Linked DNA regions of Homo sapiens: all the other regions are linked to region 1. The links are chromatin loops, found by intact Hi-C in ENCODE. Cell type or tissue: CD4-positive, alpha-beta T cell. All regions are shown on one strand. Region 1 holds the start of PDE2A-AS2 (PDE2A antisense RNA 2). Region 2 overlaps ARAP1 (ArfGAP with RhoGAP domain, ankyrin repeat and PH domain 1). Region 3 overlaps FCHSD2 (FCH and double SH3 domains 2). Region 4 overlaps IUR1 (imatinib upregulated ABL suppressing lncRNA 1). Region 5 overlaps PDE2A (phosphodiesterase 2A).

The links. A loop is a pair of places that touch in the nucleus more often than their neighbours do. Peaks named below come from ENCODE experiments on the same cell type or tissue, not always from the same donor. Only the 100,000 strongest peaks of a DNase experiment are listed, where the experiment ranks them.
Region 2: it touches region 1 in a loop (9-fold over the local background); 63 of 110 quality-filtered maps call a loop at or near these places.
Region 3: a loop joins it to region 1, with 5 times the contacts of the local background. A loop is called at or near these places in 5 of 110 quality-filtered maps.
Region 4: it touches region 1 in a loop (16-fold over the local background); 15 of 110 quality-filtered maps call a loop at or near these places.
Region 5: a loop joins it to region 1, with 9 times the contacts of the local background. A loop is called at or near these places in 104 of 110 quality-filtered maps.

What each region holds. Positions count from the first base shown.
Region 1 is chr11:72,582,754-72,587,753 of GRCh38, forward strand. It overlaps PDE2A (phosphodiesterase 2A), which reads right to left. Exons shown (of 31, transcript NM_002599.5): 14 at 3,317-3,428; 15 at 2,801-2,840; 16 at 2,618-2,681; 17 at 2,119-2,191; 18 at 1,798-1,975; 19 at 1,448-1,560; 20 at 685-762. PDE2A-AS2 (PDE2A antisense RNA 2) reads left to right here and starts at 1,853. Exons shown (of 2, transcript XR_001748291.2): 1 at 1,853-2,303. RefSeq lists enhancers at 1,536-2,059, 2,060-2,581 and silencers at 1,684-1,793, 3,024-3,123. In CD4-positive, alpha-beta T cell, CTCF peaks have their summits at 3,124 (motif pointing right) and 3,323; DNase peaks (open chromatin) are centred at 1,848, 2,588 and 3,108; H3K4me3 peaks cover 1,679 bases.
Region 2 is chr11:72,680,826-72,685,825 of GRCh38, forward strand. It overlaps ARAP1 (ArfGAP with RhoGAP domain, ankyrin repeat and PH domain 1), which reads right to left. Exons shown (of 35, transcript NM_001040118.3): 35 at 4,244-4,856. The coding sequence ends at 4,839. Among named protein-coding and RNA genes, the nearest start is that of PDE2A, 8.9 kb to the left of the region's middle. RefSeq lists enhancers at 1-440, 3,909-4,468. In CD4-positive, alpha-beta T cell, CTCF peaks have their summits at 3,109 (motif pointing left), 3,314 and 3,882 (motif pointing right); DNase peaks (open chromatin) are centred at 3,096, 3,566 and 3,896.
Region 3 is chr11:72,845,984-72,850,983 of GRCh38, forward strand. FCHSD2 (FCH and double SH3 domains 2) reads right to left here. Exons shown (of 20, transcript NM_014824.3): 14 at 3,772-3,906. Among named protein-coding and RNA genes, the nearest start is that of ATG16L2, 34 kb to the left of the region's middle. RefSeq lists an enhancer at 2,915-3,416. In CD4-positive, alpha-beta T cell, a CTCF peak has its summit at 3,047 (motif pointing left); a DNase peak (open chromatin) is centred at 3,088.
Region 4 is chr11:73,175,928-73,180,927 of GRCh38, forward strand. The region is part of intron 1 of IUR1 (imatinib upregulated ABL suppressing lncRNA 1); the gene reads right to left. Among named protein-coding and RNA genes, the nearest start is that of IUR1, 4.5 kb to the right of the region's middle. RefSeq lists an enhancer at 2,124-2,173. In CD4-positive, alpha-beta T cell, CTCF peaks have their summits at 2,315 (motif pointing left) and 2,515; a DNase peak (open chromatin) is centred at 2,314.
Region 5 is chr11:72,640,372-72,645,371 of GRCh38, forward strand. It overlaps PDE2A (phosphodiesterase 2A), which reads right to left. Exons shown (of 31, transcript NM_002599.5): 2 at 1,883-1,955. Among named protein-coding and RNA genes, the nearest start is that of PDE2A-AS1, 18 kb to the right of the region's middle. RefSeq lists enhancers at 1,708-2,208, 2,643-3,232 and a silencer at 2,527-2,866. In CD4-positive, alpha-beta T cell, a CTCF peak has its summit at 2,857 (motif pointing left); a DNase peak (open chromatin) is centred at 2,800; H3K4me3 peaks cover 989 bases; H3K27me3 peaks cover 1,349 bases.

The DNA of each region.
Region 1 (5,000 bases):
GCCTCCCTGCAGGTGACCACCCTTTATCTGTAACAGCATAACCTTGGCAAAGATCGACAACACCCCTTCATGACACCCCCTAACCATGGCAGCATTTCATACACAGTAACTGTAGCAGTCCTCCTTTTGTGGAGACCTTTCTACTCTCTAACCTTAACTCTTCCTACTACAGTTTTGATCCAACTCACAAGGTCTGGGCCTCTCTGGTTTGGACACAGGTGAGAGGAAATGTCCAAATGAACAGCGACTACCATATACATGGAACTAAGCCAGCTTTTGTGACCCAGGGTAGGGAATGGGATAGATTATCAGCAATTAAGACTGCCCAGGGCTGCATGGGCATTGTACCTAGGGAAGCCATGGGGACGGGTCCTGGGTGAGCTTCCTAGCCCTCAGTAATTCCCAAGATGGGAATTATTCCCTGAACATGGGGAATACCTGGCTGAACCAATTACTCCCTGGGCTGGTTCCTCTGGCTACTTCCAGCCTTGGGACTGAGCTCAGAAGCAGCTTGGAGGAGAGGTCTCTAAGCAGGGGTGGGAGCTGCCCCTAAGGAGGGCAGGAGGCCTGCTGTGGCTCTGGGCCTATCCTCTCATCCTCAGTAGAGATTGATCAGGAAGCCCTGCCTGGCCCTGGGTCCCCGGGGAATCTGGGAGGAGGACCAGAGGTCTCTGCAAGCCTCACCTTCATGTGGTACATCATCATCTCATTGGCCAGGTGGCTGCGATACTGAGCCTCATTCACTTTTTTGTATAGGAGAGACTAGGGGAAAGAGGGAAAGATGGGGCTCAAGGAAGGTGGCTGTGAAAATTTAGCAATGCCCAGGACTGGGATGAAGGGGTCAAAAAGACACCCCACTTCCTGTCCCATTCTGGCCCCAGTCAAAACCTTCAAGCTCCAGTCCACAGTAAAGACCCCACCCCCACTTTCATCCAGACCCCGCGCCGGTTCCTCCTCATCAAGTTCTCCCAGCATTTGGTCTGGCCCTTTGCACTCCCCCACACCTGATCCAGGCTTCAGTGATGGAGCCCAAGGCCCATGGCAGGGAAGGAGAAGCAAGGAGGGGATCATGTCAGGGACCTTGGGGCTGGATTCCCAGGCCAGAGCGCCAGTAGGCCTGGACACCGAGACCCAGCACTTCCAAAAAAGCACTCGGCTTGGGTTGAGACTGCTTCCAGGGAAGAGAGGAGGTTTTGACAACGGGAGTTTCTCATGGTCCCAGGAGGCTGAGTGGACAGGGCAGGAAATCGTATGCCCAATTTTTAGATGGGAAACTGAGCCCAGAGGTGGCCAGCGTGTCCTGAAGGCTGCACCCCAGCGGCGGGACTCTGAGTGCCAGACCAAGGGATCAATCCACAAGGAGAGTCAGTCGGAGGAGGAGAACCGAGGGTCCTTCGTGGGCCCCGCCCCCTATCACCCCACACCCCACTCCCAACCCCGCCCTCACATGGGCGATGCTGATGCCGCAGTAGATGGAGAAGGCCGTCGCCAGGTCCTCGTCGAACTTGCTGAACCATGGCCCATTGATCTTGTTCACCAGCTCGGCCACACCGATGACCTCTGGGGAAGGGAGAGGGGCAAGGAACCACCGGTGGAGGGAGGGATCGGTTGGAGGGAGGGATCCGGCCGGGACCTGCCCTCGCAGTTTCCGCAGGTTACGTACGTCCCAGGCATGGAACCCGACTCCCTTATGCTCCGGGACGCTGGAGGCGGTGGGGAAGTGTTGCCACCCCCGCTCGCTCGGACCCGCCCCGCCCGGCGCAGGCCCCGCCCCTCCGCCCGGGCCGCCACGCGCACCCTGGTTCTCGTTCTTGATGGGGAAGCAGAGGATGTTGCGCGTGCGGAAGCCGGTGCTGTCGTCCACGCCGCGGTAGAAAAGCGGATGGGCATATGCGTCAGGGATGTTCAGGATCTGGCCCGTGGTCGCCACGTGTCCCGCGATGCCCTGATCGGCCGGGATGCGGATCTCATAGCTCTGCCGGAGCAGAGATGGAGTCGAGAGGAAGAAGTTAGTGACCCGGCCACAGAGGGGACTGTTAAACCTCGGGCCGCTCCCCAGCGCCGCCGGCGGACTCCCGGACACCCCTAGGGCCACATACTCCCTCCACACCCTCTCACCTCATCATCCACCACGCCCCCGTCGAACACCTTGGCCACCAGCTCATTCTGATCCAGCAGGAACACAGAGCAGCTGTGGAGGGAGGGGTTTGGTCCTCTGGGGCCTGACAACCCCCTCTGATCGCCCTCACGTCCCATAAGGAGGCAAAGGCCGGATTTCCGAGGCCTGGGAGGAGTGCTCCAAGGTAAGACACTCTGCTCAGGGCTGGCTGGCTCCAGAAACGTGTCCATTCAAGTGTTTTGTTTTTTTTTTTTTTTGGAAGCACCTACTATGTGCCAGGCACTGTGATAGGAGCTGAGGATCCAAAGCCAGCCCTGTCCCTGCTGTATTGGAGCCTACAGTCTAGCGAGGGAGACAGGCATGAAATAAAGGATCCCTCAAAAGGTGATGAAGTCCCGCAGAAGGCAGAGAAAGGGAAGTGGGTGGGGCAGGAAAGGAGATGATGGGGACTGAAGGCCACAGCCTCTCTCGCCCTGTCCCCTGGGTAGAGTCACTCACATCTCTGCGTTGCTGAGGTTTCTGGCCTCCGTGATGATCTCCTGGAGCAGGACAGAGACGTCATCTGGGGAAGGGAGAAGACCAGGCAGGGTGAGACCAGGCTGCCAAGACCTCCCGCCTCTCCTCTGCAAATGCCAGCCCCCATGCCCACACACAGCCAGGCAGAGAGAACAGTGCACTCACCCAGGTGGGTGAAGAGGTTCTTTGCCACTTGGAGAAGAGCCTGGAATGAAGGAAATGGAGATCATAGGGGGGTCGGGGTGTAGGGGTCACCCTATCCAACCTCCTGCCTCCAACAGCACCCGGGTCTTCTCCTTCCTTCCCTAGGGCTCACTGGACAAGCCAGAAACTGTCAGTGTCTAATTATATCATTTGGCTACTAAGTGAAGGAGTGAGGGAATAGCCCCGGTGCAGGTGAGGAGTCTCCTGAGTGTCTCAGCCGCCTTCACGCCAGCTCTAGCTGCCTAGGTGTTGCTGTAGTGCCCAAATTGAACACTAGAGGGCGATCACATACAGTGCCTGCGGGCAGTGGCGCGGGTCCTGAACAACTGCAAGCCTTCAAGTTATGAGGTTATGGAGCCACCTGGGGAAGGGCTGCCACCAGTCCAGAAAGACATGGGCATTTCCCTTCTGAATGGCTCTCGGGGCTGAAAACTGAGCGAGTCGGTGCCCGAGAGAGGCTGAAGGCAGGTCACTCACCTGGCACTCACACTTGAGTTTCTGTTCCTTCTGGAAGGCCAGGGTGCTGGTGAGCACGGTGCTGGTGTAGTGGAAGCAGTGCTGGATCACATGCTCGTCCTCGTCGGTGAACCTGGAGGAGGGGGTGGGCTCACTCAGGAGGGAAGGGAAGACTGGCTTCTCTCCCCACTCTCCTTACTTCTGTTCCATCAGAAGCCCACAGGGGTACCCACCTGCCAACTATATAACCACTGCACAGGCCCTTGGAACAGCTTCCCACCCCCATGACCCTGCAGACTGGGGGCTGCCCAAGGGGAGGGCTCCAGTCCTCCTTAGATGCTTGAAACCAGAGCCATACCTCCCGTCTCTGATTTGGGATTTACCCAGCCCAAAGCTGGGTCTCCTCCCTCAGACTAGAGATTGCCTGGGCTCAAGCTGGTGTTCTGCTCTTCCCCAGGCACACCTCCAGCCTTGGGGAGGGGCGGTGGCACTGCCCTATCTTGTGCAGCTCCTGTCACTACCCCACTCTCCCTGGACTCCGCTGGCCCTGATTCGGTGCCTCCAGAAATCTTAGGGTGGTGGTGTGGAGAGGACTGCTTGCCCTGCTCATGGAGCTAGCTCTGGTGAGACAAGATAAGCCCCAAATCCTGCTCACGTCATTCAATCTGGCCACCAAATGATTTGTCACTGGGGAGCTGCATGGGGCTGGGTGGACCAATGGTGTGGGTCATGGGAAGAGCCTGCCTTAGCCCACATCACGCTGCCCTGAGGTGTCCCTGCCTAAGCCCTTCCCCACTTTTTGGCTGGCCTTGGTGCTCCACCCTGGTGGGGCATCCCCCATTCATGCTTGCCATCCAGTGATTCGGATCTAGATCCCATCCCCACCATCCTGGGTCTGTCTGCACACCTTTCTTACATTTGTGGTCCCTCAGCTAGCCCCACCCACCTGTCACCCCTCAACCCAGAACATCTCTCAGCTTCAGCCACACAAAGATCCTCATCATTCTGAGAAAACCTTGGGCTCTTTCACACCTTCATGCTTTTTTTTCTACACTGTTCCCTCGGCCTAGAATACCCTTCTCACTCTCTTCCCTCTATGCCCTGAAAATGAGCTTCGAGTCTTATGAAATGGGGCCATGACTATATCACCCATGCCCAGTGCAGAGCCTGGTACAGAGGAAACACTTCGGAGGTCTTTGCTAATGTCGTCAGTGTATCCTATCCCTGGCCTTGCCACCAGCCCCATCCCACTCACAGCTGAAGGGCTTCTGGAGCCCCTGTTCTCTGGCTACTTAGCTGTGTTTCAGGAAGCTTCTCTGTAGTCACTGCACTGAGCTGAGCCCCACCCTGGCTCATGCAGTCATTCAACACTCACTCCCTGAAATGCGTGGGACACAGAGATAGCCCTGCCCCTGCCCTGGGCCTCAAAGCTGCCACCAAGGCCCCATCCTTATTTCCTGCTGATACCACCTCTTCTCCAGCTCTGGGGCCATCCTAGAACCCAATCTCACAGCCAGCAGCAAGAAGTCATGGCCCCTGCTGGACCCCCATTCACTCTACCTTCCCTTCCCCAAAGGCCTTCCCAAGGCCATCTGGTCAGCACTGGGATGGCAACATTAAGTGCTCAATATTTGTTTGCTGAATGGCATAAATTCTCCCACCATTAGGATGCCCACAAGTTCCAAATGCCACCAATCCCACATTC
Region 2 (5,000 bases), 98 kb after region 1:
AGCCCCTGCCCTCTCTGGCGCCCAGCTCTGGAGCTGGTGTTTGAGAGAGGATTTCCCAAATGGGATCAGTGACTTGTGGCACTGGAAGCTGCAGTGGCAAGCAAAGTTGGCTGGGGGGATGGGGGTGGGCTGTCCTGGGAATGGTGAGCTGGAGGCAGCCATGGTGGGCACCAGCACAAGGCCCACCTCCTCGGCACCTCCTCTTATGGACCCCACACCCCAGGAGGAGGAAGCTGTGCCCACCCGAACTGTGTTGCCATGACACTGGTCTCCATGGTGCCAGGCACACAGCCCTCCCCTAACCCAATAGGAGGGACTGAAGGTGACAGGAGCTGAGGAGATTCGGGACCTGGGGTCCCTTTCACTTGTCCCTATGCCTCCATCAGCCCTATGAGGTCAGGTCCCCATCCTGAGCCTCTCAGGAGAGCTGGGAGGAGCAGTTTCCACTTCAGAGTCAAGAGTAACAAAGAGAGGCCTCAGAGTGACTTGTGTGGAGGGCAGATACACAGGAACGCAGGGAGGTGGCAGGGCGACAGGGAGGCAGAGAGAGCTGGGGAGGCAGACGGGCAGGGGGAGGAGGGCATGCTAGTCACAAAGGGAGGAGGGCGTCCCAGGCTGACAAGTGGTGAGAGGCACCGTCCAGCCCATCTCTTTGGTCTCAGCATTTGGAAGTGGGTGGTGGTGGGAGGACAGGGTGGAGGAGGAGCAGGAGGGAAGGGGAGCAATTTTCCTAGAGAGCTGTGTGTGGGTGGGTGTTCATCCACGTGCCGTGTGTGTGTGCTCATCCACGTGCCGAGTGTGTGTGTGTGCGCGCAGCATGCACTCGCAGATCTGGAGAAGCAGGCTGAGGTGTGCAGGCACGTGTGTGCAGGCCTGAGTGTGTGTGGCATGTGTGCGCCTGTGCCACTGTGTCTCCAGGGTGATAAATACAGCAGTAGGAGCTGTAACCAGGGCAGAGAAAGTATGGAAATTTCCACAGGCTGGAAGTGGTGTAGGAGAAGGGACATGCTAGGGCTGGGCCAACCCTGGCTGACCAGGGAAACTGTCCCCGACTGCTCTTCCCTAGGTGAGTCCCTGACTAGGTGTGGTGACCTGGGCACATACGCATACCCTAAGTAGGCACAGTGGGATGGGAGAGCAACCCAGAAGAGCTTCCTGAAGGAGGTGTCGTAGTGGAGGAAGGGCTGGGAGGTTCAGGCCACTGCACTTATGTGAGAGACAGTCCCCAGAGCAGGGTCAGGGTCACTTAGGTCACAGAGCTGGCTAAGAGAATAGGAACTGTTCCTTATTCTGATGGGGGATGATCCCAAGGAGCCCACTGGACTGGGATGTGGTCATATCTCAGAGGCAGGCGCAAGGGGGATAGGCCCTAGGGTGCTGTAGGGCACTGTGTCCCAGCCACAGCAGGTAGTGACCACAGCAGGGTCACATCCCCTTGTCTTGTGCTCAGACCACTTCCTCTCCTCCACCTGTGGAGAACTGCCTCTCCTTTCAGACTCACCTCCTCCAGTCTTTCCTGATAATATCCCCTACCAGGAGGTCTCTACCTTCCTCCACACCACTCACTCATCTGCTCCCCCTCAGTGTTCAGTAACGCTCTGCATACAGTTGGTGTTCAATAAGTGCTTGTTGAGTGCAAATATATTGGGACTAGAATATGCCATGATACCTTCTCAGAAACTGCAGACAGTGCAGTGGGAAGGGGATTAGCAAGGGGCAATGCTAGGCACTTCACACTTACTAGCTCATTTAATTGCCCAAACCACTAGGAGGTAGCTACTATTAATACCCGCAAAGTACAGATGACAACATTGAGGATCAGAGACCTAAGTAACTCAGGCAAAGTCACACAGCTTGTAAACAGGAGCACTGGCACCCACACGCGTGCTTTCCAAGACAGCGGGCTGTGGGCAGGTGGCTTGGAGGCCACCAGAGCATGAGGCCAGGAAAGAAGCCCCAGCTCTTGCCCTTCCCTGTCCCACTGATTTCCTTCTCCAGAAGCCCCAGGACTCCTCAGAACTCTGCAGGGTAGGAAGGTTGTGCTGGAAGGAGGCAGGAGAGAGGCAGACATCCTACCCCACCTCCCTGCCCCTCTCCCCTCTGCCCCCCAGCCTCCCCTTCACCTGCAGTGCCCTCACCATCCAGGCTCTGACGTGCCTCGGCCTTCTTTCCCAGGGCTCCCCGTATTCCCCAGGGGCTAGGCCTGGATTTGGGTTGGTCCTTGAAGCCCTGTCCTCCTCCCCCAATATTTCAGTATTTCAACCTCTACCCCAACCACACCTGGCAAGGCCTCCGGTCTTCAAAGCTGGCTCAGGAGCACTTCCTTGTCCAGGAAGCCCCTCCCTTTCCAAGAGCTGCTCCTGGCCCCTCTGCAGGTCCAGGTCTGGGGTCTTCAACTCATCCATGGCAACCCAACTTCAAATAATATGTGAATGAGCAAACCATCCAGGGTCCCAACAGGCCCCATTTTTAGGAATCCTTGCGACAAGGACCAGCAGAGCCTCCTGCCCCTAACCCATCCAACACTGTTGTCACAGGCATATTTCATTCCGGCTGAGGCCCTGAGGCTCCTGTTTGGATGTCACCCCTACCCCTTACCAGAGGGAAATCACTTTAAGCCATCACTAACTCCTGACAGTTCAGACCCCCTGCCTCAGGCCATTTCTAAGAGGAGAAAAGGGTTGGAATCAGGAGGGGAGTCAAAGAGGGAGACCCCACCAAAGTAGGGCAGGGGAAATGGACCTCAGGCCTGCTTCACGAGCATGGTGTGACCTTGGGAAAGTTGCCTCCCTTCTCTGGGCCTAGCTCCCCCTTGCCAAGAGCAGACAGTGCAGGGGGCACAGGGGCCGATTCACAGCAGGTACTTGGTAGAAGGCTGTTCCCTCCTCTTCCTGGTTCCCAGAGCCCAGGACTCCAATGCACATTCCTGTATGGTGCTGCCTTCCAGAATGTCACCAGCCTGCAGGCCAAAGGCAGAACTGGGTCCCGCTTCACACCCCAGCAGAGAAAGGTCTGGGCCAGGACCACCACTCAGGCATCCTCCAGACCCTGCTTTGATTCCAGCAATGATGAGTGGTCCATGGCTGCCGCCTTGTGGCCTAGTGCAGGACTGCAGCCAGCACGCTGAGCTGGGGCAGTGGCCTTAGCAGAGCAGGGGGCGCCTCCAGTCTCACCCACTCAGGTGGGCCTCAGGGCTGGCTGGGCAGTGCAAGGTCAGATCCAGGAGCGGATTCCAGCCCCTCAGCACTTGGATAAGGGGGTCCAACCTGTCCTGGCTGGAGGCAGAAGGGTCAGACATTCGACCTGTGGATCTGGCCAGAGCGACCCACAGGAGGTGGGAGACTCAAGGGGCTTAGCCCCAGCCTGTGAAATAGGTCAGTAGGACTCAGGGAACCGGTTCCAGTCTCCTGCCATATACCTCCCCTTCCTGAGACAGCGAGAGGGAACCTGGAGTCCAGCTCCCCAAGTCTTCCGCTGGACCCAGGCTCCCCACTGAGCTGGATGCCTGAGTCGGAGGTCACATGGCCCATCCCCACCCACTCTGCCCAGCCCCACTGGCTGAGGCTAAGGATGGAGGTCAGCCTGTCCGCCCACTGAGCCCCCGAAGAGCGGGTGGTAATGAGGCTCTAGGCAGAGGCGGGAATGTGGTGTCTGGCACCTCCCCAGGGAGTCCCAAACCCATCTCTGAGCAACTCATTATTTCCTCTGCAGGCCAGGGCCTCATCTTCTTAGTGGAGATGGCCAGGCAGTGCCCAGTGAGGGCAGCCCCCTGGTGCATGGCAGGCCCCACCTCTGGAGGGGTAGGCACTGGGGCCACAGGTGACCCAAAGGTGCTTCTTCTCAATTTCCTCAGGCTCCTGTGGCTCTGACCTTGTGTCTCCAGCAGGGGGCTGCTGCAGGGCTGCCAGGCCTGAGTCACTGACACACCACACCCAGGCCCCAGCTGGGACTCAGACTCGGACTGCAGCAGGACAGGGGCTTGTGTCCAGCCAGGGTCAGTGCTGGCCAGGAAAGGACCGGCATTCCCAGCCTGGCTGCAGGATAGTACAATGGGGAAGGCATGGAGTCAAGCCAGGGCTCTGCTTGGGGAAGGGGGTCGTCTGAATAGCTCAGGGCCTGGAGAAAGCAAGGCCTAGGTTCTCAGCTTCAGGCACTAGGCACTCACCCCTGGGCTTCCCGACCTCCTGTCCCCTCCTACCCCAGGACGCCCAATCCCCTTAGCCAATCACAGGCCTCAGCACCATAGGGTAAAATATACAGATATATTTATATTATCAAAAAGTCCCCAAATTGGGGAAGGGGCATCAGGTAGTCTGGACCCCCCACTCAGCCCAGACTGGAAGGAAGGCTGAAGTCCCCAAAGCGCAGCTCTCAGCCCTGTAGAAGCTCAGCCAAGAGCTCCCTCCCCGTGAGCTGAGTGCTCCTCTACAGCACCCGCTTTCTGCTGTTCTGGAGTTTGTTGGGAGGAGCAGGGGGCTCCCTTCCGGCAGGGCCCCAGGGCCTCACGCCTCTGAAAGGGTGGTGGTCCTCCCAAGTTCCTGACTTATGCCCATCTCTCCAGCCCCACAAGGACAGTGAACCCGGTGGGGTGAGCAGGTTGGGCCAAGAGGTCTGAACACCTGGACAGAGTTGGGAGAGGTTCCTGCCCAGGCTGACCCCTGCTGCCTCCCACCCCTGCCGGGGAACCCCATGCTGCAGTCAGGATGGAGGATGTGGGTTGTGGGGTGCAGTTTCCCATGCACCCCCCGCTGGCTCACATCAGGCCTTGGAGCATAAGGGGTGTCTGAACAGAAGGCTTCCAGCGGCGGAATCCTAGAGCCAAGGATGGGCTCCTGTGCTCAGACGTTGCGCAGAAGCTGCAGGAAGGCAAGAGACCCACAGGTATTTTGTGAAGGCCCAGAGGGGCTGGCGCCCCGCTGAAGCTGCTGCAGCTGCTGCAGCCACTCTCCACTGCCAGCCGGGGAGCACTCCAATCAGCCAGGCTCCCAGCTCCCAGGGCC
Region 3 (5,000 bases), 260 kb after region 1:
TATTTGTTGAATGAATGGGGTGTTTGATAATATCTTCCTCATAGGGTTATTGAAGGGATTACAAATAAATAGATAGATAGATAGATAGATAGATAGATAGATAGATAGATAAGTAGTTACGATTACTTTTGACTTGAGACTGAGCGCATATGTTTTCCCAGACTACTCATGATGAGTAAGCTGCTCCTCCTTTTGCTCTTTTTTTTTTTTTTTTTGAGACGGAGTCTCACAGTGTTGCCCAGGCTGGAGTGCAGTGGTGCCATCTCGGCTCACTGCAACCTCTGCCTCCCAGGTTCAAGAAATTCTCCTGCCTCAGCCTCCCAAGTAGCTGGGATTACAGGTGCACACCACCATGCCTGGCTAATTTTTTGTATTTTTAGTAGAGACGGGGTTTCACCATGTTGGTCAGGCTGGTCTCGAACTCCTGACCTCGCGATTCGCCCGCCTTGGCCCCGCAACGTGCTGGGATTACAGGCGTGAGCTACCGTGCCCAGCCCCCATTTTGTTCTTAAAAGGCTCTCTGAGCGTCCCCATAACACTGACTACCATGATGCTCTAATGAGTTTGTCCTTGTGAGCTTCCTACTAGAAATAATTAGGGACTACATTTCTTCTCACTTACCCCAACTAAAGACAGTGAGCAGTAAATGGTTATTAAATACACACATACTCTCATACTGTCTCCTTAAGTCCTAGTATCCAGTGACAACCAGAGCTCCGTTTCCACCAGTATCTCTCCAAATTTCCTGTATTTCTTTTAAAACAATATGTTTTTCCTGATTATATCATACATGTTCATCGTAGAAAAGCTGGAAAATATGCATAATTGAGCTCTTACGGTACATACAATTTGGTATCCTACCTTTTAATTTAATATTAGGACATAAGGGTTTCTTCTTATATAGAAAAACTCTTGATGAAAATTTCAGTAAGTTTCATAATATTATATGTTATGGCTATAGTATATGAATGTCTAGTTTAATTATTCTCATTGAACTGCCAAATTTAAATTTTTTTAAAATTTATTTTTTAGAGGCAGGGTCTCACTCTGTCACTCAGGCTGGAGTGCAGTGGTGTAATCATGGCTCACTGCAGCCTCGATCTCCTGGGCTCCAGTGATCCTCCTGCCTGAGCCTCCTGAATAGCTAGGACGATAGGCATGTGCCACCATGCTCAGCTAATTTTAAAATTTTTCTGTAGAGACCAGGTTTTTCTTTGTTGCCCAGGCTGGTCTCAAACTCCCGGCTTCAAGTGATCTTCTCGCTTTGGCCCCACAAAGTGTTGGGATTACAGGCATGAGCCATTGCATCCAGTCATGAGCTCTATTATCCTCACTGATGTCTCTATCAGAATGAGGTCAAGGGAAGGATTCATTTGTTCATGCCTTCCATCATTCAAGTATTCATTCCACAATTATTTACTAATGACCTACTACGTGCTGGGCATTGTCCTAGGGGCTGAAGACACACAGACAAGGTAAACATACAGAGACAAAACTTCTCCCTTCATGGACCTTTAGCGGGGAGTCAAAGAAATATGAAAACTAAGATTAAGTTTGGCTGGGCAGAAGTGCCATACATTATAAAGCAGTACTATATGAAAGGACATTTTTGTGTCCAAAACTTTTCTATATTATGATTTACTTCCTTAGGATGGATGCTAATAGGGTCAAAAGTTATGAACATTCTTAAGGCTTTTGACTCTAACCTTTTTTTTTTTTTTTTTTTTGAGACAGAGTCTCGCTCTGTCACCCAGGCTGGAGCGCAATGGTGCGATCTTGGCTCACTGCAACCTCCTCCTCCTGAGTTCAAGTGATTCTCCTGCCTCAGCCTCCCTAGTAGCTGAGATTACAGGCGCCCGCCACCACGCCCAGCTAATTTTTGTATTTTTAGTAGAGATGGGGTTTCACCATGTTGGTTGGGCCAGTCTTGAACTCCTAACCTCAGTGATCCACCTGCCTCATTTTCCCAAAATGTTGGGATTACAGGCGTGAGCCACCATTCCCGGCCAACTCTAACCATTAAATATAGTTTCTTTGTTCTCACCAGATTATTCGAGGCCTCCTTTTTGGTCTGGACTATAAGAATTATGATTAGGCTTAAAGTCAGTCCCTCTGTATCCTAATCTGTCCTCTAGAATATCTATACCATGACCAGGTTAGCTTCTTAAAAGTCCAATCTGATTTCAGGCCATCTAAGGATCTTCCTAGCCAGGATAAAAACCAAACCTCTAAGTCTGGTACCCAAGGCCCTTTACTATCTGACAACAAACACCTTTATGCACAGCCCCTCTGTTCTCCCACTCCTACACCACTGAATTTAACATTTCCTGAACACCCCACACTCTCATCACACTCTGTCTCTATACCTGCTGTTCTCTTTGCTTAGAAGGCTCTTTCCTCTCCCTACCTTCTCACTGCATCTAGAAAGGTCTTAAATCATGACCTACTTTAAATGCCACCTCATCTGTAAAATTTCTCCCAATGATCCAGGTAGAATTAGTGGCTCTACCTTTACTATAAATCTTTTCACACTTGTTCTATTTTCCAGTTTAATATTTAACCCTTCATAGATTGTCCATTCCTAGAGGGGAGAGATGTCATATTCATTCTGGCATCCCCCCAGTGTATCACATATTGGGCACTCTATATGTTTATTCAATGATTAACTGACTAAATAGATGTTCATAGTCTATTTAACGCAGGGATGTGCCTGGGATATGCCAACAGAGGGAATGTTGAATGAATGTGAACTGTTTAAAATCACTCAGACACTTAGGAATCTCTCTATTTAAGGAACTTAAATTTTAGTTCTGGGACGTTCAAGTAAATATAATGGGAGGTGGTATCAGGAAACAATTCCAATGCTAGTTTTATAATACCCTGTAATACCTTTCCAAGTATCTGAGAAGATGATTTTAAATTTTCAAAAGATTATCAAAACGATTTACATTGGAAAAAAATGCTAACACTTTCAATGAACAGGAAGTATTATGAATTTAAATATAAAATGAAAGGATGTTAAACTCAAAACAAGTCTGGGAATCACTGATATTGAGGTTACCAAACACTGCCACCTTTTGGCTACACAGGGATGTGGCGGAGGAGTGAATCTGGTGCATGACAGGTGGATTCTCTCTCCAGGACCTTCCCTTCTGATAGCCTTCCGCATTGCCCCTTCTCACACATGCCTCCACCAGAACAGGGGCAAGAGAAGATTCATGTATTCACGCCTCCCTTCCAACATTCATGTAGTCATCCCACAATTATCTACTGATGACCCACTATGGCTGGACATCGTCCTCGGGGCTGAAGACACACAGACAAGGTACACATACACAGACAAAATTTCTGCCTTCATGGACCTTTAGTGGAGCATCAAAGAAATATGAAAATAAATAAGATTAAGTTTGGCTGAGCAGAAGTGCTATATAATAAAAGAGGCAATGGGATAACAAGTAGTGACTGAGGAGTTGGTTATTTATTTAGGTGGTTATGGGTGACCTTAAGAAGGAACTATTTGAGCTGAGCTTCAATGAGGAGCAGGGGACAACCAACTGAGATTTGGGGAAAAAAAGAGTTCTAGGCAGACGGAGTAGCAAGTGAAAGACGTCAAGTCAGAGCCTAAACTCATCACCATTCTGTTATGTTGCCCCAATATTAACCTAATAACAATTTTATGCTAAGTACAGCTTGAGAGACTGGATGGATACAGTCATGTGTATCTTCAGAGTTAATCAGAATTTAATAACATTATGTTGGAGAAATACAAACCTTGTAGGAATAAACAACTTTGCAGGTGAGTGGATAATTTCTTAAGGTGCCAGAAGGGCTGGAACTGCTGTCATCGAAAACATCCATGTTATCTTCAAACTCTTCGCCTTCTTCTCTTTCGGTATCTGCATTAAGCTAAGAAAAATTAGAAACCATTGGCTAGTTTCCTTACTTCAAGAAAATGGTTGAAAGCCGGAAAAACACTTAAAACCTGATTGTTTCAAAATGTTAATTTGCCTTTTAACTCTGCATAGAAATGACTATCTTTCGCACTTACATTTTTCATGTTATGAAAGAATAGAGTTTTTTTTTTTTTTTTTTTTTTTGAGATGGAATTTCGCTCTTGTCACCCCGGCTGGACTGCAATGGCGTGATCTTGGCTCACTGCAACCTCGGCCTCCCAGGTTCAAGAATTCTCGTGCCTCAGTCTCCCGAATAGCTGGGATTACAGGCACCCACCACCACACCTGGCTAATTGTTTTGTATTTTTAGTAGAGATGGGGTTTCACCATGTTGGCCAGGCTGGTCTTGAACTCCTGGCCTCAAGTGATCCACTCACTTCGGCTTCCCAAAGTGCTGGTATTACAGGTGTGAGCCACTGCACCAGGCCTAGGACAGAGATTTTTTTTTATTTTATTTTTGAGACGGAGTCTCGCTCTGTTGCCAGGCTTGAGTGTAGTGGCGTGATCTCGGCTCACTGCAAGCTCTGCCTCCTCAGCCTCCCGAGTAGCTGGGACTACAGGTGCCCACCACCACGCCCGGCTAATTTTTTGTATTTTTAGTAGAGATGGGGTTTCACTGTGTTAGCCACGATGGTCTCGATCTCCTGACCTTGTGATCCACCCACCTCAGCCTCCCAAAGTGCTGGGATTACAGGTGTGAGCCACCGTGCCTGGCCAGGACAGAGATTTTTTTTAAATCAAGAAGGAAGTTTCTGTCAAATATGTAAGAAATATTTATCAGTATCCTTTCACTTTTCACTGTTAAGTACTGACTGACAAGGGCCTCTAAATTTTAACTGATCCTGTTAGTGAACATTAAAAAGGTTTCAGGCCAGGTGTGTGGTGGCTCACGCCTGTAATCCAAGCACTTTGGGAGGCCAAGGTAGGTGGATCACTTGAGGTCAGGAGTTTGAGACCAGCCTGGCCAACATGGTGAAACCTAACCCCATCTCTATTAAAAATAGAAAAAAAATATAGCCAGGCATGGTGGTGCATGCCTGAAGTCCC
Region 4 (5,000 bases), 590 kb after region 1:
AAGTCTATTGATCCACACTCAGCAATAAAGCCACACAAAATAAACAGCTGATGGACAAAAAGCATGGCTCCTGGCTTGCTGAGTTTCTCACCTCCAAGTGGTTTCAGGCCTCAGAACCTCAGATTCTCAGATCAATTTAGAAATTTGTAGACTCTCACAGCCCTAACATGAGGGGTGTCCCAGGCTGCTGGTCAGCCCCACCAGTGGAGGAATCCACGACTTCCCAACTGGCTCTTCTGTGGACCTTTGTTCCCCTTTCTTAGGCATGGCTTCAGAGCTGTAGGCCCTGCCCAGGTGGTGTCAGACCCAGAGCAGAGAAGAAGCAGAGCCACTCTCCTCTCAGTTGAATAGGGCAATCTCAAGGCCATGGGGCAGCTCCCTTTGTGCCTCAAGGGAGACTATGGGGATGTCACGAGAGGCTGGTCTTAGCTCAGTGTGCAAAAGGCAGTCTCAGAGCTGAAGGGGCTGCTTCTGGAGACAGGCATGAGGGTGTGAGAGCAGGCTTGGATGAGTCCAGAGGCTTTCTGCCTCTGCTAATGCAGCCAGACATCAAATCTACCTTTGTGCTGGCCACGTCCCACTGCATTCCTTTCATCTAAGACCTCAACCTTTTTTTTTTTGTTCCATCCAAGTGCAAAGTCTTGCATTTCTCTTTTAAATTCCATCTTGTAAATATTAGCTCTTCATCCTAGTACAGTGGCTTTACATGGTGCGGTAGAGTTTATGTGCAGAGCCTTCATGTGCATCATCTCCTTCCATGCTTAGGACAGTTTGCTGGACCTCACAGAGGTGATTGATGCAGCATCCCCCCGGGAGCCGGGTGAAATCACAGACTCCAGCAGCAGCTTCTGAGATGACTGTGAGCATTAGGCCAGCAGGACCCCATTCCCTGAGGAGCAATGAATACAAGCCCATGGAGCCAGAGAAGGGGAAACTGGTGCAGCCCACATGGTGTCTGGAAGGGCTTCCCAAGGGCTGCTTCAGAGGCAGCACAGAGCCTCAGGCAGGACTACAGGAGGAGCAGGAAGAGGGGAGGATGAGTCAAGTCTACCTGGATTGGTTTGGGTGGAGTCCTTCCTGAGGCAGGGTGGTGTGGGGGATGGTTGTGTAGATATTTTTGAAGCCCCCCCGCCCCAGTGTCTGTGTCCCCTTAAACAAGTATTACAATCTTCCTTCCCTCCCATGAGCAGAAGAGGAAACTAAGGCTCTGCCAGGACTAGAGCCCAGGTGTCCCAGATGGATCACCTAGCCAGGGATCTTCAGCAAACCAGGCTGGTCCAACTGTCTGTCCCGAGCTCCCTGAGTTGGCTTGAGGAGAAGACTTGCTCCCTGCCCTCTTGGAACTCCTTTCTGGTTGGAGAGCTGGGTGTTGAGTTTTGTGTAAGGTTATTTAGGCAACAGTATTCCAGAAAGGCTGATGCTGGAGATTCAGACACTGGCACCAAGCCTGTGAGCATCACTCTGGAGCTGGACCATGAGCCCATCCTATGCTCCTGCCTCTAGACCTAGGTTGGGTTGTTCAGGAGCTGGGTCTGGAAGCAGATCAGAAAGCAGGGTCCACCCCAGCCCAGGGGCTGGGCCTGTGGGTGTGTCCAAGCTAAACCTCTACACAAGGATCCATTGTGGTTGCTCAGCCTGGCCCTGGGCTCTGCCAGCCCTTCCGGCTCCCGGAAAATGTTTCCCGTCTGGCAGCTCCCAGAGCAGCCTGTCCTTGGCCAAGATGCTGACTGGCCCCACACACAGGCCTCTCCTACCCAGTGAGGATCCTGGAGTCCTGGCAGCTCAGAGCTCTTGGGTCCAGCCCCCATTTAACAGTCAGGATCCCTTAGGCTCAGGGAAGTAGGCACAGGCCACAGCAGCACACGAGAACCAGAATCAGGACCAGAACCCGGCACTCTGGCCATTTTCTCAGCTCTCGCTACCAACATGAGGCAGAAGGATGCAGACTCGGAGAAGGGAAGGGGCTGTCCCATTACACAGTCCTTTGTGGCAGAGTCTGGAGGAAATGACTGGTGCTTAGCTGGCCGCTTGCCCACCTGGACCCCTCTCATCTGGGTTCTCTAGGTTCAGCTGTGTGGCCTCGTGAAGGTTGCTATTCCTGTCTGCATTTGGGGACTGAAGACTCCCCACTCTCAATCCATCCCTGACATCCTAAGCTTTAAAATCAGGCATAAGCGCACTGGATGGGGTGAGGAGAAGCAGCTCTGGAATTTGGGGCTTTGACAACTCCGCCCCATCTGTGTGTGCCAAGCTGTACCAGAGCCAGAGGCTTAGGGCCTGGGGCTCCCCAACCCTTACTTGGGCTGACAGTGCCACCTGGTGCCCAGTCGGTGTGACATGAGTCCCGCTAGAGATGCAACCACAAACCTTCGCTCTCTGTGGGACCTCTGAGCCACCCCATGCTAGGCGCTGGGGACATAGAAGAAATTGTGACCCCAGATGTGAGGGGAGAAGACCCACAGAGAGTGACCACTCAGGATGTGGAGGCTGTGACAGCAGAAAGCCCGGGGCCGAGGAGGGTCGCTGAGTACCACAGGGTCAAGAAAAAGAGGCATTGCCATCAATGTAACTCTCACTGTCTTCTAGGCCAGGTCCTATGCAGGCCTGGGGACCCTCAAGGAATCAATTGTAATCTAATAGAAAAAAGTAGGGTGGGGAAGGGAGCTCAGAGCCAGGGACTTGGAACTGGGTCTTGAAGAATGATAGTAATTCATCTTGTGAGCCGTGGGCATTCCAGGCTCAGGGAACAGACTATGCGAAGGCATGGAAGAGTGAGCTTGTGTGTATAAGCTTGAGGGTGACAGGTGTGGAGAGGAGGGGGACAGCAGAAGAAGTGCCAGAATACGAGGTCTGAAAAGTCACAACCCTGGGTACCTGTGGCCGACACAGCTTGTCTGAATTTCCTTGCCCCATACCTACCTCCTTTCTTGACCTTCAATGTCTGGGCAGGTACAGAGCCCCTGCCTCAAACTCCAACCCCATTCCCTCTGGGTCTGGTTACCTAGAGGAGGTCCTGATTCCTGAAAGCCTCCCCTCTTCCCCCAGGGCAGGAGCTAGGTCGGGCTGCCCACAGGCTGATCTGAGGGGACACAAACCTATGACTTCCCTGGCCTCCAAGAAGCCCAGGCCCAGCCCTTAGATTGGAGAAGGATCTTTAAGCAGTTATTTAACTCTAGACTCAGGTTCCTCAACTGATGGGGATAATAATGGTACCTGACTCATGGGATGTGGTGAGGATTAAATGAGAAAATGCATAGAAAGCCACTTATTTGCACCTTGCTGGCATGGGTTGAGGCCAGGTAAAGGGGCTCCTCCCCATTGCCAATCCCCCTGGCATATTTCCTTCTAGGGGGAAGCTTGAGGGCTCCAGATTTTGGCCCCACCTGGGCTGCCTACCCCCCAACTTCAGGCTTCTTTCTACATTTCCTGAACCCAGAGAAGCTCTGTTGTATACCCAGCAGGTGATTGCTTTTTCATGTTTCCCTCTGATTGTTTTTTTTTTGAGACAGGACCTCACCCAGTCACCCAGACTGAAGTGCAGTGGCATGATCTCGGCTCACCGCAATCTCCACCTCCCGGGCTCAAGCAATTCTCCTTCCTCAGCCTCCCAGGTAGCTGGGATTACAGGCACATGCCACCATGCCCAGCTAGTTTTTGTATTTTTGGTAGAGACGGTGTTTCACCATGTTGGCCAGGCTGGTCTCAAACTCCTGACCTCAAATGATCCACCTGCCTCAGCCTCTCAAATGCTGGGATTACAGGCGTGAGCCACTGTGCCCAGCCTCCCTCTGATTTTTTAAAAAATAAAATGTTCAAATACAAAGGAAAAAAGTATACAATAAGCAAATGAGCACCCATACGTTCTTCTAGACTCAACGATTAATGTTTTGCCTTATTTCATTCATTGCTTTGTCATTTTTTAAAATTTGAACTAGGGCCAGGTGCGGTGGTGGCTCATCCCTGTAATCCCAGCACTTTGGGAGGCTGAGACAGGCAGATTGCTTGAGCCCAGGTGTTCAAGACCAGCCTGGGCAACGTGGCAAATCTCTGTCTCTACTAAAAATACAAAAATTAGCTGCGCATGATGGTCCCAGCTACGCAGGAGGCTGAGGCAGGAGGATCACCTGAGCCTGGGAGGTCAAGGCTGCAGTGAACTGAGATCACGCCACTGCACTACAGCCAGAGTGACAGAGTGAGACACTGTCTCAAAAAAAAAAAAAATTGAACCCATTTGAAAGCAGTCACAGGTACCATGACACTGAATGACCCCCAACACCTTGGTGTGCAGCTCCAAAGATTTTTCATACATAACCACAATCATAATAGTAAGAAAAGCAATAATTCCATACTATCATCTAATATCCAGCCCATATTCCTATATCTCCCAACTTTCCCAAAATGGATTTTACAGCTATTTTGGGGAGTTTGGGGGAGTATGGAGGAGGAATTCAAGATCCAGTCAATGTTCTTTCATTGCATTTGGTTCTTGGTATCCTTGTTCTTTTTATTCTATTTATTTATTTATTTATTTTGAGACAGGGTTCTGCTCTGTCAGGCTGGAGGGCAGTGGCATGGTCACCACTCACTGCAGCCTTGACCTCCTGGGCTCAAGTGATCCATCTGCCTCGACCTTCCTAAGTGCTGGGATTACAGGTGTGAGCCACAGCCCCCAGCCTATAACCATGCTTTATATATTTTAGATACAAATTCCTTATCCAATACATAATATGCAAATATTTTCCCCCATTCTTGTTGTTGATTGTGCTTTTGGTGTTCTAAGAATACATTGCCAGGCCAGGTGTGGTAGCTCATGCCTATAATCCCAGCAATTTGGGAGGCCAAGGCGGGTGGATAACTTGAGATCAGGAGTTCGAGACCAGCCTGGCCAAAATGGTGAAACCCTGTCTCTGCTAAAAATACAAAAATTAGCTGGGTGTGGTGGTGCATGCCTGTAGTCCCAGCTACTTGGGAGGCTGAGACATGAGAATTGCTTGAACCTG
Region 5 (5,000 bases), 58 kb after region 1:
CCCACCCCACCCCATTCCCATATGCACGTGTACATGCACGCACACACACACACTCACACACTCACACACTTGTCAACTGGCTCCTCACCTCAGACCCCTCAGCCCTGGCTGCAACCCTTTCCTGTCCAGAATCGCGGGAGCAGCCACCACACAGACACATGACATTCAAACACCAGCACTCAGGTCCTAATAGATATATTACCCAAGCAATCCCAGGATGTGCCATAGTGACTCTAAGCCAGCCACCTAGGCTGCAAACACATTGGCACACACGGCACCCCCTGCCCCAACTCCTCTCTGACAAGACACCCAGTGGAAACCATCAGGCCCCTGCAGTGGCCCTTCCTGGCCACACACAACAGCCAGTAACACACACAACTACATATAGAATCCTGTATGCAAGCTGTCCCTACAACAACTCCACTGTACAATAACAGACATACAGCCACATACACACAAGTTCTCTACACACACAACAGCCACACACCCAGCTACCACTCCACAGCCACAACACTGCCTCCCCAGCCACACATAGCACACAATGCCATAGACCCATAATTCCCATAATCTCCCCACAAATAATCCCACTCTCGATGACACATTCATACACGGCACAACACACATGATTACACACAAGACACACCCAACACATGCAACCCAGCCCGTGCTACACACAGACAGGAACACTCACACAAACACATACACTATAGACCCACCCAGCCTGGACACATCCCACCGCAGGTTGACACCAGATTGCAGTTTACTCTTCCCTATCTCAAGCCCTAGCCGCCCCCGTCAAGACCAGGGCAGCTGGGATGAGGGGCTTTATAAGTTACAAAAGCCAGTGCCCACCACATCATCCCCCCACCACCTCAGATCCCTGGGCATCGCCTGAGGGCAGCACACTCCACATTTAGGCCCTTCCACCTGAGCCCACACCATGCCATGCCTGAGAACATGGGGGGCGGGGGTGTCCCAGGGACACTAGCCCTGCTCTCTGAGCCTGCCCCCTCCTCACCACAAAGCAGAGGTAGATACAAGAGGAAGGGGTGGCTGCAGAAAGAGACCCCAAAACGAAGATGGAGACCTAGAGAAACAGGAGAGAGACCAAGATAGACCAAGAGAGGTGGGCACATGGGGCAACAGACCAAATTAGAGAGCCCAGAAATACTTGAAGAGAAACCAGAGGAGAAGCCCAGAGAATAAAGTGGGACCACTGTACCTGGAGAGGAACAAGAGGAGGGGCCCCCCACGAGGAAAGACTCGGAGATCTCCAACACAGGAGGGAGGGAAGGGATCGGGGAGTGGGTCCCACAGAGAAAGCCAGTGAAGCCCTGATGGAAGGAGAGATTTGGACTCTGGGGTAGGTTCCAGGCTGAGGACTGAAGTCCAGATGTTTGGGTGGGAATCTGAGCGGGTGTCCAGTTGAGGCTTGGAATGGAGGTTTGGGGCTTTGGGTGAGGCCGGCTCTGAGGTGGAGTCCTGGATGACAGCTGGGGGTTCAGGTGCTCCAGGTGTGCCGGGAGCCCCACATATATGGTGAAGGTTCCGAGGCGTGGGCAGGGTCCCCACTAATCTAAGGAAAGGGAATTCGAGGCTTGGGCACAGCTCTCAGTGTGCACTGCGGTCCCACCGTGGACTGGAAGCTCAGTGCTTGGGGTGGAGCCCCGGATCCGAAAGGAGTTCAGAGTCTGGGGTGACGTGTGGACTGAGAGCTGGGGCTTCAAGGGCTCTTGGTCTGCGCTGCCGTCCCAGCACAGGAGTAGAATTCAGAACTAGAGGAGGGGTCTCCTCCCTGAGAAGGGTTCGGGGGCGGGCAGACCCGGCCCGGCGCTCGCCGGACACCCCGTTCTCCTGGTGCCCAGCGCGGGGGCCCCCCTACCTGCAGGCTGTCGGCGCATGGCTGCGGCGGCGGCGGCGGCTCGTCCGGCTTGAGGAAGACCTGCTGGCCCCGCCTGAGGAATTGGACAACAGCGATGAGGATGTGGTGCAGCACCAGGACCATGCTCGCAGCCGCCCGCCCGCCCGCCGGCCCGGCCGCTGCGCTCGGTCAGCGCGTCCGCGACAGCTTCGCCTGGTCCGCCCGAGTGTCCGCCCCGGCCCCGCCCCGGCCCGCCCCCCGCCCGCCCCCGGCCCGCCCCGGCCCCGCCTATGTCCCCGCCACCGCGGACCGCACCTCTCGGCCCGTCGGATCCTCCGACCCCACCGGACACCCGGCCGCTGTCACCCCGCTTCTGTCTCGCCCTGGGTTCCCTCGGCCCTTCCAGCTGGCCTGCTGTCAGCCTGCGCTCGCTGCCCCTCGCCCCGTCGCCACTTCTCTCGCATCTCGCAGGGGCCGCTCTCAGAGCCTCCACCCTGTCTGATCGCACCCTGTTTCCCCGCCACCACTCTGGGGTCCGGGGCCCGGCCAGAGCCCCAGGCAGAGACCGGCGCAGTGGGGTGGGGTGGGGAGGGAAGGGGAAGGGGGGCAGGGGCCGCGGACACCGCAGGAGCCTCGGGCTTGCTCCTCTCCCTCAGCCTAGGAGGCAGGGGGAAGTCGGGAGAATGTTGGAGGTCGCTGTGAGACGGACAGGCCCTGGAGCAGTCGCCCATCTGCGAGGGAGACACGTGCGCACAGACACCGAGCGCACACACGGCGGCCGCCACTGACTGGGGCCCCCAGGCCTGGGTGGGCAGGTCTCTGTCGCCGTCCCCGGAGCCGGAGAGGGTGCAGGCCCCAGGGCCACACGGTCCGCAGTTCCGCGGTGGGACCCGCGCTCCGGGAGCGCGTTTCTCCGCAGAGCGGCTTCTGGGTTCAGGAGCCTGCGGCAGCCGCGACGCTCCTGCGCCCCCTGCCGTCCCATCGCGGCGGCGCAATCCGGCCTCAGTTGCCGGCTGCCCGGAGGGGCCGCGTCCGGGGATTCAGCGGGTCACCGGGGTCAGCTCCCTGCCCGGACCGACCCGGTTCTTAGGCCTCTGCTTGGCATGAAAGCGGTTGGGGCGGCAGGACGTGTCTGGACTGGAGGGTGCGCTTGGGTCTCGCTAGGCCTTTGCCAGCGACTTGCCGCATGACCTTGCTCGGATCCCCTCCCCCCACTTCCTGGGCCTCAGTTTTCTCATCTCCCTCACAGGACGGCCAGGAGGACCAAACCCGGGAATGGCGGGAAGGTAGAGTCCCCCGACAGCCCTCAATGTGGTCTGACCTGAATCCCCCCGTCAACTGCACTGCCGGCCCCTCTCTCTGCAGCTCCCCTCCTCACCAACTCTTGGACGGTGACTCAGTGAGCTCCCAGCCTCCCAGCCTCCCAGCCTCCCAGCCTCCCCACCTCAGCTGGGTGATTCATCAGGGCCCTTTCTCCCTGGGGAGTGATTTTCTCAATGTTGAGTCATTGTGCCCATTCCTGGACACAGTCCAGGCAGCTGGCACATAGCCTTGGCAGAGCCCGGCCACCCCACCAACTCAGGGGGCAGCCCTCCATGCCAGCGTTTCTCCCACCTTTCTTTCTGAGGCATGCTCTGGCATGCTCTCCCCCACTCACCCTCAGTGGCTCCCTACCACCAGCACAATAAAGCCCGAGCCCTGAGCCTGGCGGGCCAGACCCTCTACAGCTGAACCCTTGCTTGGTCATCCAGCTCTGACTCCCCTCCCCACCATTCCTTACATTTCTACTTCTTGCTCTTCTCACATCAATGACTGACTGACTCTCACCTCCAGGCCTTTGCCCATGCCACCCCACCCCCAATACCCTCCCAGATCCTTCCCTCCTGCCTGTCATTTAGGGGCCATTTGAAGGCCCACCTCCTCTGGGAGGGCTTCCCTGGTTACTACCTTATCCCTCTGGGTAGCCCTTTTTTGTGTCTTTCCTGGGAGTCACATCTGGGGACTTAGGAGAGGTGTAGAGTAAGTGATCTGGGCCAAGTCAATGTATTTTACTGAATCTTCCAAACAGGGGCAATTCATCCTACTTATTAACACTGTAGAAAAAATTACCTGGGCTAAGATGTGTAAAGGTTCTGGCCCCCACAGGGCCTCCCTTCCTATTTTTGGCCTCAGTTTTCTCTTCCGTAAAAGGGGATGACCCATGTAAGGGCTGTTGGAAGGACTAGGTCTGAGTCTGAGCTCAGTGCACAAGTCTCTTGGTAAATTCTGAGCATGTGTCACTGGCTCAGTCCTGGGCTCTGGACAAGGCTGGGTGAGATACAGGTGCCCGGGAGGTATCTGTTACAGCCACTGGCCAGAGTTACTTGTTCTTCAGGGGAGGCCACCTCAGACCATGGTCAACAGCCGACCCTGGCCTGGCACCGCCACCATCTCTTGGGCTCCCAACTCCAGGCACCACCTCCATGGCACTCACCTCTTGAGAAGTTATTTTATTTATTTTATTTTATTTTATTTTATTTTATTTTATTTTATTTTATTTTTTTGAGACGGAGTCTCGCTCTGTCACCAGGCTGGAGCGCAGTGGCGCGATCTCAGCTCACTGCAACCTCCGCCTCCCGGGTTCAAGCAATTCTCCTGCCTCAGCCTCCCGAGTAGATGGGACTACAGGCATGCACCACCATGCCCAGCTAATTTTTATATTTTTAGTACAGATGGGATTTCGCCATGTTGGCCAGGATGGTCTCGATCTCTTGACCTCATGATCCACCCACCTCAGCCTCCCAAAGTGTTGGGATTACAGGTGTGAGCCACTGCACCCAGCCAAGAAGTTATTTCTTCAGTCTTACTTGAATCTCTCAAACTACAGCTCAATGACTGGGGTCCCTGGTGTGTGCTCTATGTGTCCCTCAGCTCAAAGAGTCTTTCTGTGTCAACCTTTCAGATCCAAGCATTCCTCAGAGGGTTTGAGTCCTAACTGTGCCATAGACTTGCTGTGGGATTCTGAGCAGGCCACAGCACCTCTCTAGGCCTCTATTTCCCCATCTGTGAAATGTTATTACACTAGACTCAATAAACAAGTGCACTGCTTTCTTCCAGTGCTTGGTAGAGTGCAGAGCCCTTTCAGAAAAACCCTCTCACA